Linked DNA regions of Mus musculus: regions 1 and 2 are each linked to region 3. A link is a loop called in an ENCODE intact Hi-C map of the cell type or tissue named here. Cell type or tissue: heart. All regions are shown on one strand. Links, peaks and the distances in the headings refer to the core of each region. The heading gives the core; the rest is flanking DNA.

Region 1 (4,000 bases), core at 1-4,000, 75 kb before region 3:
CAGAAGGAAAACTTCTGGATCACATAAGCTCATCGTGATGCAAGTATTACAGTGATAAATACATTTCTTAAGGAATTTCTTTCTGCAGTGGATTCTGCTGAAAGATGACTTAGGGGGTATCAGATAGATCATTTTATATAACTTTCCTGATACCCTTTCAGGCATCTTTGTACGTAAGGAAGCCAAGGGGGGCCCTGTGAGGCTCAGCAGGCTGCATAGTCTGGCAAAAAGCAGAGGCATCACTGTACCAGAGGTCACACTCTGCTATTGTTGACCTCCAAGTCAACTGATATTTCATTCATCTATAAAGTACTTAGTTGCAGTAATGGAGTATGAAGCCCTACTGCCCAGTGACTCACACTGCAGCATTACAGCCTCTGGCTTTGTGCCAAGAGTTACACTGACTGCTAGGGTCTCATAGGACCCATCACTGAAGGGGCTGCCTCCCCCCCCCCCCCCCCGTTTAGAAGAGCAGTCCCCCTTCCTCCTCTAGAGATAAGAGCTAGAAATTCCCATCTCCTTCTGCTCCCCCACCTCCCAACTCTGCTTCCACCCTGAAGGTTCTGGAGGTAACTGGTTGCACTGAGTCATCATGTCCCCTGGCTGGCTGCATTTCCTTCTTTCAACCAAGCCCGTTTTATCCTGCACAAGCATGAAACCTCTCTGCGTGCAGTTTCCTTTTCAAGTCTGACCCACACTGCTTTCGTTATCTCATAGGAATGTTAAAGAATGAGAATGGGCTGCGCTGTTTGTTCCGAAGAGAGACACAACACATTTCTCTTTCCCTTCGAGTTTTAATTAATGGATTAGCTCATTTTAAGTTTGTAGGAAAATCCAGAGGTCAGACAACTTTCAAAGCAGAAAATAACCTACCAATCTTAATGCATGAATTAGAAACTATAATTTTTAAAGGCTCAAATGTTTAAAAAAGAAAAGCTAGGTATACTTTGATAACAAAAGCCTAGAGTATGGTGTAATACAAACCTGAGAACTGATGGCCTCAGCCACGTGCTAAGTGGATCATATTGGAGACATTATGTAAATTAGGAATAATACTACCGGAAGCTCTTCAGGGTTGCTGTGAGAAGCCAGGAGGCTGTCTGATTCAGTCTAGCACCAATCCAAAAGAAAATGTCCAATGTTTAACTTCAAAGCAAATAAACAATTATGGAATTTCTTAACATCAAACTAGATGTGCTTTCCAGAGCACCCTTCCTGAGATCAAGTCCCAAATAATCAGGCTGCTGATGAAGAATTGTTGTCATAATGGAATCTACATAAGTGTTACTTTTACCATAATGGCAGGTGGTGGGAACGAATTAATATATTGAACATGTATGATAACACATATGGCTAATGCTTTCCTAGAGTTCCAATTGTGATTACCTGGCTACTTTAAAAAGCAAGTCCAGTTATTTCAAGTGTGTGAAATGTCTAGGCAAAGGTGGATAACAGATGCACTCAGGTGTGGGGAGACATGAGCAGGAAGGAGAACCAGTCTTCGCTGATGTCCTGTGTTAGGTATCTGAACTGGGTTTTGCACTTTCCACATGGTACTAGACACCTGTTTCTGCCACACAGCATCAGGGCCAGCAGTGTGAGAGAGTCCTATGAGAGTCTGGCAGACCCCTAACTCTGTGATTGGACATTTGTCCTGCTTGAGCCCCTGTTAGTATCTCATTCCCACAAACACTAATTGGCAATAAGCATGTGTTCCCAAAATAGGGCGTAATAGAATAGGCCGATATCATGCCAGGGTGCTGGAGGAAGGAACAACTAGCAGGGAGTGCCCACTGTTAACTCTTAGGATCAGGTTGCCACTTCCAGCTTGCAGCCTGTGCTTGGTTGGCCTCTAGGTGGTGCCCTTCTTTGACGGGCCCGATTAAAGAAAACCAGCTCAAAGGACAGAAGAGGGAAAGACTCATGCAACATGCATGAAAATACTGTTTAGCTGTGTCTGAAGCAAATGAAATCTCATAATATGTTTACACTGAGTCTGAAAATAGTAAAGGGAGCTGTAAATCATCTAGAAACCTATGGACCCAGGCAATGACCCACCTTTCAGCATAATCCAGGTTTTGTGAGGATTACTCCATAGGCCTACCCTTTAAAGTATAGAGAGGCATTCTAACTCACACCTGGCTGGGCCCCTCCTTGCCTTTCCTCCATGAGCTGATGCTTGTGTGATAAGCAAAGACAAGGATTTATGAAACAACCTTTAGCCCTCCCCTATTGAATATTTTAACCCGAGTACAGTTGGAACACCTAAAGAAAGATGACTAAGGCCTTCACTTTAACTGGCCTCTTTATTATTATTATTATTATTATTATTATTATTATTATTATTATTATTATTCAGATAATATGAAGTAGAAGCACATAGCTATATCATTCAACAAAAGTCAAGCAACATTTCCTCAGTGCACGCAGTACCCGATGCTGTGTCAGCCCTGAGCTCACACAGATAAGCAGGCACAAGCACTCTACTCTAGAAGCTTGTTTCCACAAGGAAACAGATGTATTGGTCTAAAGTTGATAACTGGATAAATGCCATTCTAACGATGAGCGATTTCCTGCAGAAACCCCATGGAAAGGGACTCCCTCTATTTGATAGGATCTGGACAGACTGTATAAAGGTGAGATTTGAACTAGGACTTGAAGCCATACTGACACTTTAAATGAAAAGATGGTGGCAAAGAGCACCATGGTAATTCAGGACATGCCATGTAGTACAGTGCTAAAAGAAAGCAGGGGCTGGGTAAGAGCAGGGAGACGTGGAGCTGGAACTTAAAGTCAGGATGCAGGCTGAAGGCCTAGCAGGCTGGGTTTTTAAGTGGCATGGTCATACCTTCATTGTGGACAGGAGCCTTGGGTGAATGGAAGGGGTAGATGGAAAGAGGGTGAGACTGGGAAAGAGAGAAAATGCTGAGAAACTGAGACAAAGACTTGGTGGCCTGAAGCAAGACTGAGGGTGCGTATGTAGATGTGTATCACTGGATCCGATCTTTGTAAATCTCTCAGCTTTCGTCTGAGCTTCCCTTTTTCACACACACAACCCAGTGTCACCACTCTCAGATGGCCAATGTTTGAAGAGACTGAAAGTGCAGTTCTTCATCAAATCGGAAGCAGCAGTTGATGCTACTACTCAATAATTTCCGTGTTCCCAGAACTTTCAAGAATGCTAACCAGGGTGTCTCTGCAGCAGAGACATTCCAGAACTGGCTGGGCCTAAGAAGTCGCTTGAGGAGCTTAACATAGATTGCTACCTTTCCCATAACTGTGAACTTTAGACCATCACAGAGCATTGCTTCCATTATATTTCAATTGTTTTCCAAGCAACAGTAGAAAGCCTTCTCAGTCCATGGCGGATGTCATCAAACTTTCAACATGTGTGAAGGACATGTGTTCCTTATGCACAAAAGGGCCATGGCAGTTCTGCCTAATAGCCCATCTCATACCTTTACACATTCAATGCTGGTAAAATTTCCTGGGGGTGTATCTGATTCCTAGGCTGCTGTAACAAAATCCCCCAAGTTGAGTAACATAGAAAAGCAAAACCATTCAGCCCCTTGGTCCTAGGAGATAACTATCTGAGTGCAAGGTATTGGAAGGGGTCCTCTCTAGGGGCCTCTCTCCTAATTCCTGGAGGTTTGCTGACACTCTATCTCTGCAACAATCATGCTTGTCCCTGTGTGTATTCGTCCCCTAATCTCTCCCTTTATACGAGGTTAATACTTCTCTTGGCCCACCCTCTTCCAACACAACTCACCCTAATTTACCTTCAACAACACTATTTCCACAGGTCAAAGTGGTGAAGTACTGGGGGCTCACATTTCAGTATGTGGGTGGTGAGAAGATAATCCAACCAGTAACACAGGGAGGAGACAGCTTTGGTCTTCTCCCTGGGCATCACTTTGTGAGTCTACTATTCTGTTTGGTTTTGCCCAGAGAGTCTCCTCTGGTCACTTCAGTTTCCTCCATCTGCAGCAGCAGGAAGCTG
Region 2 (4,000 bases), core at 1-4,000, 100 kb before region 3:
AAAAAAGCTAGTGAGGACCTTCATGGGCACACAATATGTGTTCAAACAATAACAACCTTTGGGAGTGGGACTTGAAAACAAGTACTATAGCTTCATTTATTTCCTGATGGTACCAGGAAAGAGGGATGACATTCTTTAAGGCTATTGATGAGTTGAAAATATGTGTCAGACTAGTACAAGCTAAACCTCTGCAGCTCTCCACCTGCTTACTGGCGTTCAGGTGTCTAAAATACATGTTCCCCCAAAGCAAATTTGGATTAATTTCCAGTATTCTGGAAAAAATATTCTCAAAATTTTTCTTTTTGTCCTCTTCCACTTTTGTAGACTATAAATATTTCAAAGTCTCCTCTGCATCCTCCTGCTATTACAGGCACCACACATTTTAATGACAAGTTTCTCAAGAACCTGACCATCGGCTGCAAGTTTGGATCCTCCAGGACCCTCTATGCTGTCAAGGTTTGACACCTCTGAGCATCAAATTTTCACTTCATAAAAGCTATTCAAATACATCCATGCTGTCACTCTTACCAGTGTCTATGTAATTATTTTCTTTGGTGGTAGGGGCTTTTACCAAAACTTTAAAATGACAAGACTGGCCTTTGGAGTAAAAACATGAATACTGAAAATATAAAGTTTGGACTTATATTTGCATGCATTTGCATATATAGGTAACTATCATGAGTTACTTTTCCTTTATTCATCTTGTTCTTTGTTCTTAGATGCACAGGACACCAAAATGCCCTTTTGCTTACTGCTAACTTTCTACATTCTGCCCTGCTGGAAGTCATGGTAGATTAATGTCTTTTCAAAGCCAGTATTTCCCTTTCTTTCCAGTAGATGGCAGTATCACATCAGGCTTACATATCTGGTTACTGGCCAGTCAAAGGAAGACTACAAAAGTGGAGAGTCTGGAGGACAGAGAAAGAATGTCATCTAAAATCGTTATTCTCCCACTGTCTTAGATTGATCCAATTTGACATTAGATTTACATCACCAAAGATAGCCCATCAGATGCCTGCAGGGATAGTTGAAAAGCTGCCTAAGCTTAGCACTCAGATCCAATAGGCCTCCGGGCCTTCTTGGGTAAAGCTTGAGACAGCTTAAAGGAATAGACAGTGTGATGCACAAATACAACTTTTACTAATTTTTCTATTGTAAATACATTTTGCTTCATATAAGTCTGTCTTGAAGATGCCAGAGCTACCATGACCTTCCACAGAAACAGGGTTACCACTTTTCAATGTTTTAAATAGAGAATGAGACTATCCTCAGAGAGAGTTTACAAGCAGGATATGAATATCAGGCTCATAAATTTTTAGTTATGTGTTGGATCTTAAAATGAAAATGGCTTCAACTTGATTACCATCCCAATGACCACACAACTACATTTGGAGTAGCTGATCCCGAGACTGCGTTCACCGTGTTCTGAAGAACTGCTAATCCAGTCCCTGTGTCTTCTGAAACCCAGCATCAATTTGTAGCCACTAATTCCTTAAAGCTCCTCATCTCCGGCTATGTGAACATGGACTCTCTGTGTACGATCTCCCCCATCCTGTCTCTCAAGCACTGCGCTGACTGCAAAGCAAACCACCTTGGTGAGAATAAGAAAATCAGGAAAAGCTCCCGGAAGATATTGACACAGTAAAGGTGTCCTTTACTCAAAAGTCTCTGAGAACAATCAGAGAGTAAAGATGGTACTGCATATGAAAACCGTAATGGTGAAGCACTAATCTGCATCAGTCAGGGCTGAACACAAATGGTAAAAATAATTCACACACATATTTACACACCCCCTACTAAAGAGTTCTTTACTGGATTAAAGCACACATCTTATTCTGCATAGAGAGAAGCCTAAATTTAAGCAAGAATAAAACAAACATATAGGCAACCACAGAGGAAGAAGGTACAAAAAAGGAACATTGGAGATATGGATATCAGTGAGATGCCAATAACTAAAATCAATACTAATATTGATGAGCATCCAGTGAAGTGCATTAAATTTGGGAAAGTGAACTGGACAAAGAAAATCCATAATTAAATAATAATGGGAATAACTATAAGTTAGATAATTTAAAATATTAAGGACTGGAGAGATGGCTTAGTCAGTAAAGGGCTTGCCACAAAAGCGTGAAAACTTGAGTTTGAACCCCCGGCACTCACATTACAACTAGGGTACATCAGTGCATGCCAAAATGTCAGCACTGAGCAGCAAAGCAGGAAACTCCCTGGGGCTTCCTGCTGAGCTGGTAGCTCAAGGTTCAGGAAGAGACTCTATCAAAAAATAAGATGATTCCCAGCACCCACATGGAAGCTCACAACCATCTGGCATTACAGTTTTAGGGCTTTCAATACCTTCACCTGGTCTCTGTGAGCACCAGGTCTCTGTGAGCACCAGACACACATGTGTTGCACATACATAAATACAGGCAACACACTCACACACGCACAAAATAAATACTAAAACAAACAAACAAAAGAAAACCTCTAGTGATTATGGTTGTGTGGACTTCCTCATAGGCTGTCTACTGAGTCTGTGTCTGCTTTTGTGCCATCTCCACACAGGGTTTGTTAGCAAGCTTCTGCAGGACAACTTGAAATCAGGTACAGCAATAGCAGCAGCATTGCCCGTCCTCCAGGGCCCTCCCCAGCCTGATCTTCTGTGCTTTCATAGGATTTTAGTGTTGTTTTCAAGTTCTCTGAAGAAAGTTGTGATGTTTTATCTTAGCCAAGTGGTACTACAGAGCAATAGTAATAAAAACTACATGGTAAAGTGTGGATACTTCATCCCTCTTTAGAATGGGGAACAAAATACCCATGGAAGGAGTTACAGAGACAAAGTTTGGAGCTGAGACAAAAGGATGCACCATCCAGAGACTACCCCACCTGGGGATCCATCCCATAATCAGCCACCAAACCCAGATACTATCGCATATGCCAGCAAGATTTTGCTGAAAGGACCCTAAAATAGCTGTCTCTTGTGAGTCTATGCCAATGCCTGGCAAATACAGAAGTGTATGCTCACAATCATCTATTGGATGGAACACAGGGCCCCCAATGGAGGAGCTAGAGAAAGTACCCAAGGAGCTGAAAGGGTCTGCAACCCTATAGGTAGAACAACAATATGAACTAACCAGTACCCCCAGAGCTCATGTCTCTAGCTGCATATGTAGCAGACGATGGCCTAGTTGGCCATCACTGGGAAGAGAGCCCCATTTTTATTGCAAACTTTATATGCCCCAGAACAGGGGAACACCAGGGCCAAGAAGTGGGAGTGGGTGGGTAGGGGAGCAGGGTTGGGGGAGGGTATAGGGGACTTTCAGGATAGCATTTGAAATGTAAAGGAAGAAAATATCTAATAAAAAATTGGAAAAAACAAACAAAATGACATGGTATTGATACAGAGACAGACAGATTGATCAGCGGAATTGAATTGAAAACCCAGAAATAAAACCACAAACGTATGGACACTTGATCTTTGATAAAGAAGCCGAAAATATGCAATGGAAAAAAAGAAAGGATCTTCAACAAATGGAGCTGGTCTAACTGGCAATCAGTATGTCGAAAAATGAAAATAGAACCATACTTGTCACTTTGCACAAAGTTCAAGTCCAAGTGGATCAAGGACCTCAACGTAAAACCAGATACACTGAATCTAATAGAAGAGAAGATGGGAAAGAGCCTTGAACTCATTGGCATGAGTGACAGGGGTAGTTTCCTAAACAGAACTTTAATGGCTGTTTCTGAGATCAAGAATTGATAAATGGGACCTCATCAAACTGAAAAGCTTCTGTAAGGCAAAGGTCAATTGGAAAAATTATCAACCTACAGATTGGGAAAAAATCTTGACCAACCCCACATGTAATAGAGGGCTAATATCCAAAATATATAAAGGACTCAAGAAGCTAACCTCCAAAATCCCAAACAATCCAATACAAAAAAAAAAAAAAATGGGATATAGAGCTAAACAGAGAATTCACAACAGAAGAATCTCGATTGGCCA
Region 3 (6,062 bases), core at 899-4,898:
GTGCCAGCCACTGTGCTAAATGCTGTGACCCTCTTTCATCTGTACATTTTCCTGCTTAATCTTCCCAACAGCTGTGGGCTCTTCACAAAAGGGAACCGTGTTTACAAAGGTTTAAGCTTGCCAGGTTCTCACTGTTAGCACAAGACATACAGCCCCCTTGGAATCTATAATCTAGAGGAGGAAGGATCTGGCTAATGATAGCCTAAGGTGTTTGTCATCTTAGACATACATTAACTCAGTGTGACTCCCACAGGGAGCTCTGGGAAAGCCTTTAAAGAATGAATAGAACTCTTTAAGGTAAATGGTGGGCTGTGAGAAGGGACGGGGAGGTAGAAGAGAAATGTCAAGTTAAAGGGAGAAGATTCACAGAGGCGCAGGGACAGAGAGTGCCTGGTGGAGTCAGAGAACACAAGGGGTGATAGACAACAAATGACACCCATGGGTCCCAGGCTAAAGATAAGATTGGACTACCAAATCAAGTCCCTCTATGAGATAGACTTCTATTTTAAGAAATGCTGTCCAGGCACTGGAGAGATGGCTCAGTGGTTAAGAACACATACTGCTCCTGCAGAGGACCTGAGCTCAGGCCAGTCTACATCCAGGGGATTGGATGCCTCTGGCTTCCACAGGCGCCTGTATTCACATGCACTCACCCATACATGCATACGTACATACATATGTACCTACATATACATAAATATAATTTAAAATAAAATACAGGTTTAAAAAGGAAGAAAGACTTTCTGTAGCCTTGCACAAATCTCTGACTGCGAATGGGGTGGGGTAAAGGTAGCTCCACATCACTGCCTGGGCCTCAGGAACACGTGCACTGGGTTTGTCTTCCAAGGGAAGAGAGGAATTTCACTTCTCATCTAGACAGATTTATCGTAATAATTCTTGTACCCATTTCCTTGGAAAATTCTTGTACCTATTTCTGCTGGATGGGGAAGGTTTCATTGCCGTTGTTGTTATTTTTGTTGGTTAATTGGCCTGTTTTTCATCTGGTACTAAAATAGAATCTTTGATGTATCCGAGAGACGTAAAGCCAAGTGATGGAGTGAAGGTTCAGGAGGTGGCTGTGGAGATGGTATAGACTGGGTTGAAGAGGGCCGGCTTCAGCTCACACTGCTGCTGGAGTGTGTGAACGAATGTAGGAAGTTAGTAGTTGCTCTAACTGATAAGACTGTATTGGGTGGGGATACTTTGCAATGATGCCAGAGTTTTAAACCTAAGTAGCTCTGAGAATGGTGACTTCGCTGTAGAAAAGTAGGCAGTGATCTAAGAAGGAAGGCGGTAAGCTCATTTGAAACAGTTTTAACTGGAAATAATGAAACTCTCACAAAGCAATACCCAGAAACCGTCCCAAGGCCAGAGCTAGTATTCAGAAGAGAGTCGGAAAGGCTTCGAAGAGATGGAGCTGTGCACGGTGATTGTCTCTGCAGAAGAGCTGACCTAGGGCCTACCTCTGAGGAAGCAGAGGGAGGATGCTGTGCAGAGAGGCAGGGCATGGGAGTCATAGCCATATGCAGAGTTGGAGAAGTGAAGGGAGGGCAGGAGAAGGATGAAGAAGAGTTTGCTGATAAAGGACCTCTTCTCGGGCAGACACCCTGTCCTCCCAGCTCCAGTCTGTCCAGAACCCCTGGCTTCTGCTGGGTTTGGGCACAGATGGCTTTGGAAATAGTTTCTTGTCTATGTGTTGTTTGCTCTTAAGCTCACAGATTCACGTCCTATAATTGAAGCCCGAGGGACAGTAGAAAGGACTTGGGGAACCCTGAGAGTAGTTTCGGGAGTGTTGGGAGTCCAAACTGTAAGGTACATGGAGCAAAAGGGTGATAGGAAATGAGATAGGGCCCTGGATGTTGATGGCAGATGACAAAGGTTTGAGGGGGGTGTTTAAAAGAGGGGTTCTAAACTCTGGGGTTAGAGATCTGAAAATGCACCCCCTTCCCTCCACCCCTCCAGATAGGGTCTCCCTCTGTACTCAGGGTGCCTGGAACTCACTGTGTAGCCCAGGCTGATGCTGAAGGCGGAATCAGCTCCCCACCTCGGCTTCTAGAGTGCTGGGGTTACGGGTGTGAACGACCACGTGACATGAATTTGTTCCTACACTGCCATGAAGGCCAGTGTACAGGAGACAATGGAGACAGTTGAGAGGACAGTGCAGCCTCTGCCAAGGGGCTTGAGAAGGAACGGAGGCTACAGAGGAGCTGGCCCCTGGTGGGGGGCGGGGAGACACGGAACAGTGGGACATCTAAGAGGCAGACTCTGTGACAGCTATGAGGAAGGAAACCATGACCCAAGAAGAAAAATTGCTGACTGTAACTTCTAACCCTGCTGTTTATCAGCTGTGTGACCTGTGGTGAGTGACAATATTTCTTAAGGCCTCAACTTCCTTTTTGGTAAGATGGAAGCACTACCTTCCAACTCCAGCAACTATATGTAACTGTTCCACTTGTGGGTTTTGGGGGAGTTTTTTTCTTTTCTTTTTTTTTTCTTTATTTTTTCCCATTTCTTCTTTTTCTTTTTTGGTGGTGGCGGTGGTTTTTTTTTTTTTTTTTTTTTTTTTGGGAAAATACTTTGGGGAGCTGTTTTGTTCTCTTCACCTGGTAGAACAGAATAATTGGAATCTGATCTTCACGAACCCAGGAGGTGGGTCACTCTGTCTAGGAGATGGGATGCCATTGTCCCAAGAAACCAGGAAAAGATGTGTGGGAGTGTTGGCCATGGGCAGCGACATTAACTTAAGCGAATAACATTAACTTAATGACATTAAACATTAAATAAATGACATTAACTTAAATGAACAAAAGCATTTATGCACACCACTGCCACCCAGGTCTCTAAGTGTCAGGGATGGATTTCTGGAGGGCTCTGGCTCATGTTTGAACAGATATTGGGCCATTTGCCCTTAGCTTTCCTTCCTGAACCGTTCTCCTACCTTAGGGCTTCTAAGAAAGGCCCTGGCCACCCTGAGGATCATGCAACCTTAGAGCTAGTTATATCCAGTTAAGAGTATAGGCAGGTGAACTTAGGGGTCTCCAGCCACAGATCAGTAGCCTGGGATCAGTTTGGAAAGCCTCGGGCGGATGTGCTTGTTCATCCCGCATACTTTCTATGCCTGGCCAGCTCTCCTAGGGCAGCATGGCAGGAATTTGACTTTCATCTCCTGCCCATCTCCTGACCTCTGCTTTTTTTCAAAACTTGCTGAGTGTGTTGAGGCCCCGCCCTTCCCGAGCCCAGCCTGAGGCGTCCCGCCCCTACCGCTTTCCCAGCCCACTCCTGCTGCTTCCCGGAGGTGCCAGAGGAGCAGACTGTGGCCCATGGGGCCCTCGGTGCTGCCAGCCTGGCTGCAGCCCAGGTAGGATTAGGGGGCTGCGGGGAGGGAGGGGCCAGGGAACTGGGCAGAAGCCCACCCATCGGCTTTCACTCCCGCGAAGCTCCTGACTGTTTAACACTGCTCCTTCTGCCTGGTAGTGGATTGCATTTTCTCCTCCATAGCTCAGGACAGAGGCTTTGCTGTTTCCTTCGGTTTTTTAGTTTTGGAGATGAGGAAATGGAAGGGTGGGCTGCAAGGCCACCTCTTCTCTTTGTGCGCTCCCACAAGTTCTTCTCTTCCTTGTCCTTGCTGCGCCCTAGATTTTGGCACAGGGTGATTTTGACAGCATCCTGTAGCAGCAGCATCTGTCACAGGCCAGATTCCAGGGAAACTAGGGCCTGGGGGGAGTGCTTACCTGAAGCCTGGTGATGCTGATTGGCTTGCAGTTTTCCCCTTTTAACCCCTATAGCAGTTTTGGTCATCTGTTGACTGCTCCATAGAGTTTGCTTATATATCTTGTTTCTCAGAAGTTTCCAACTAAGAGAAGTCATTGTTAACACTAACAAGGCCACTCTACACATCCTTGTGCACACCGGGAAGCCCTTCACCTCCTTTTCCAGCTCCTCAAACCAAGAATCACCAATCTTCTTTTTTAAATTCAGTTTACACCCTGGCTGTCCTCTCCCCAGGAACCCACACACACACACAGCTTTACACTCAGCTTGACTTCCTTTTTTTTTTTTTGGCTGAGCAACTAAACTGCTTTCTATGTGCATTTGATGGAGAGAACTAGCTTCCCTTGTAAAATACAACAGGAGGCAGGGCCAGGAAGAACGAGAGTGCAACCCCAATCACAAAAGTCAGGTGTGTTCAATGACTGAGTCATAATCCAATTGTGACCACTCCCCTTTGATAACTGTAAGCCAGCTCTTTCAAGTTAATTTGGCAAGCTGAGCTACTGGAGTTCAAGCTGCCCAAATCAGTCCCTTTGCGTCAGTGTTTCTTCCCTGTCCCCTTCAACTTTCAAAGCTTTTCTCATAGTGGCTGAAAGTGTTAGAGAAACAAGGTTAGAATGTTATCAAAGATGAGAATGAAGTGTGGAAAAGAACTACCTTTGGTTTTAAGCAATCTCAGTCAACATACTCTTGTTAGATAAATTCATCCCATCGGACTCTCATGGGTTTGGAGGGACAACCCAGTGAAAGACCCCAATATAGAACTCTGACCTGGAACAGTTTTCTTTTGCTTGCTCAGTTTGACTGGTACATTACATTAAAAGATGTGTTTAATGGCATTTTTCTGTATTTATAGGTATAGGAAGAATGTATATCTTTTCATCTATTACTTAATTCAGTTCTGTGGCCACTCATGGATACTGGCAAATATGACAGTCAGATTCTTCTCATTTGGGAAAGGTAAACACTCCTAAATGGTTTCGATTTCTAACTATTATCCCTGGATTCATCTGGCCTCACTGATTTTCATTTTGAACTTCTTGCATCCTGCATCTGGAACCATTCACGTCTCTGGAGTTTGTTTTTCCATAAGTATACTTAACTATTTCAGACTTAAAGGGAGAAGATGAGACCAGGCGAGAGGGGCCTGTCTTGCCCCAGAGCTGCCAGTTTGCTCTGAAAGCAAAAACCTATCTTTGGAATGTTCCATTTTGGTTCTGCACAAAACTCATAAATTAAACACATTTTGAAAAGTCTGTAAGTTCCAGCCTGACATTCTGTGCAGAGCAATGAGAAATTAATAAAATTCCTCCACTGCGTACTCATCCCCAGACTTAGGGTAGCTGGAGATGGCCAGTAACTGAATGACAGACAAACTTTATGCCCCCAAGACCCTGTTTGATCCCTCAAGAAGTAATACGTACATGACACACACACCGATGACTAGTCACCGACAAGCAGTTGGTATTGATGACTTGAATCATAAGCTTCCTTCAGTTTCCTAAAAAGTCAAGAATTCATGCTTTAAACTATTCACTTCAGATTGTTAAAGAGTGAATCACCAAGTGACTGTCAAAACAACCTTCTCTGAGTCCCATCCCCACATGAGTAAGTGTCATTACAGTTTACAACTGTTTGGTGACTTGACAATTTGAGCAACTGCTGGTTTAGCTAAAAACAAACACGAGCGTAGCTGGAAAAAAAAAACATGCTGAACTCATCAATCAAGTCTCCTGTATCACACTCATCTGTTAGACAGTAACAAACTCTCCTGTGTCTCTCAGTCTTACTGAAAATGTATACAATCTTGCCTTTGTTATTAATCTCAAAGCCAAAGCAGAAGGCTTGAATGTCAACCATGAGAGCTGAGAGTTTTCAACCAGAGGAAGACTGAGACACAAGTGGTAGGAGGCCATCAGCTCTGTAACCTTGTTAGGATAGGCTGTGTGATCAGACTGCAGCTCATTTACACCCCAGGCCCCAGTCAAGAATTCTGATGTGGCCCTAACCCTAGAGTGGGCGAAGTAGCCTTAGCCAAATGTCTTGCCACTATAATTGTAGCAGCTACTGTGATTAGATAAACAGAACTGGTCTGTTCATTGGAAATGAAGCCTGAGAACAATGGAATGGGAGACCGGTTCCATTCCCTAAGCCAGTGTCTCTCAATCTTCCTAATGCTGGGACTCTTTAATATAGTTCCTCATGTTGTGGTGACACCCCCAACCCCACCATCATAAAATTATTTCATTGCTACTTCATAAATGTAATCTTCTAGTTATGAATCCTAATGT

The links. A loop is a pair of places that touch in the nucleus more often than their neighbours do. Peaks named below come from ENCODE experiments on the same cell type or tissue, not always from the same donor. Only the 100,000 strongest peaks of a DNase experiment are listed, where the experiment ranks them.
Region 1: a loop joins it to region 3, with 4 times the contacts of the local background. A loop is called at or near these places in 7 of 42 quality-filtered maps.
Region 2: it touches region 3 in a loop (2.3-fold over the local background); 2 of 42 quality-filtered maps call a loop at or near these places.

Annotation. Positions count from the first base shown.
Region 1 is chr4:88,512,449-88,516,448 of GRCm38, reverse strand. No RefSeq gene overlaps it. Among named protein-coding and RNA genes, the nearest start is that of Ifnb1, 8.3 kb to the left of the region's middle. In heart, for the core only: CTCF peaks have their summits at 311 and 1,851 (motif pointing right); DNase peaks (open chromatin) are centred at 618 and 1,808; H3K4me3 peaks cover 606 bases; H3K27ac peaks cover 1,205 bases.
Region 2 is chr4:88,540,917-88,544,916 of GRCm38, reverse strand. No RefSeq gene overlaps it. Among named protein-coding and RNA genes, the nearest start is that of Ifna15, 15 kb to the left of the region's middle. In heart, for the core only: no CTCF peak of the experiment used is centred there; no DNase peak of the experiment used is centred there.
Region 3 is chr4:88,436,129-88,442,190 of GRCm38, reverse strand. Hacd4 (3-hydroxyacyl-CoA dehydratase 4) reads left to right here and starts at 3,276. Exons shown (of 7, transcript NM_025760.5): 1 at 3,276-3,358; 2 at 4,628-4,731. The coding sequence starts at 3,321. In heart, for the core only: no CTCF peak of the experiment used is centred there; a DNase peak (open chromatin) is centred at 3,240; H3K4me3 peaks cover 961 bases; H3K27ac peaks cover 1,401 bases.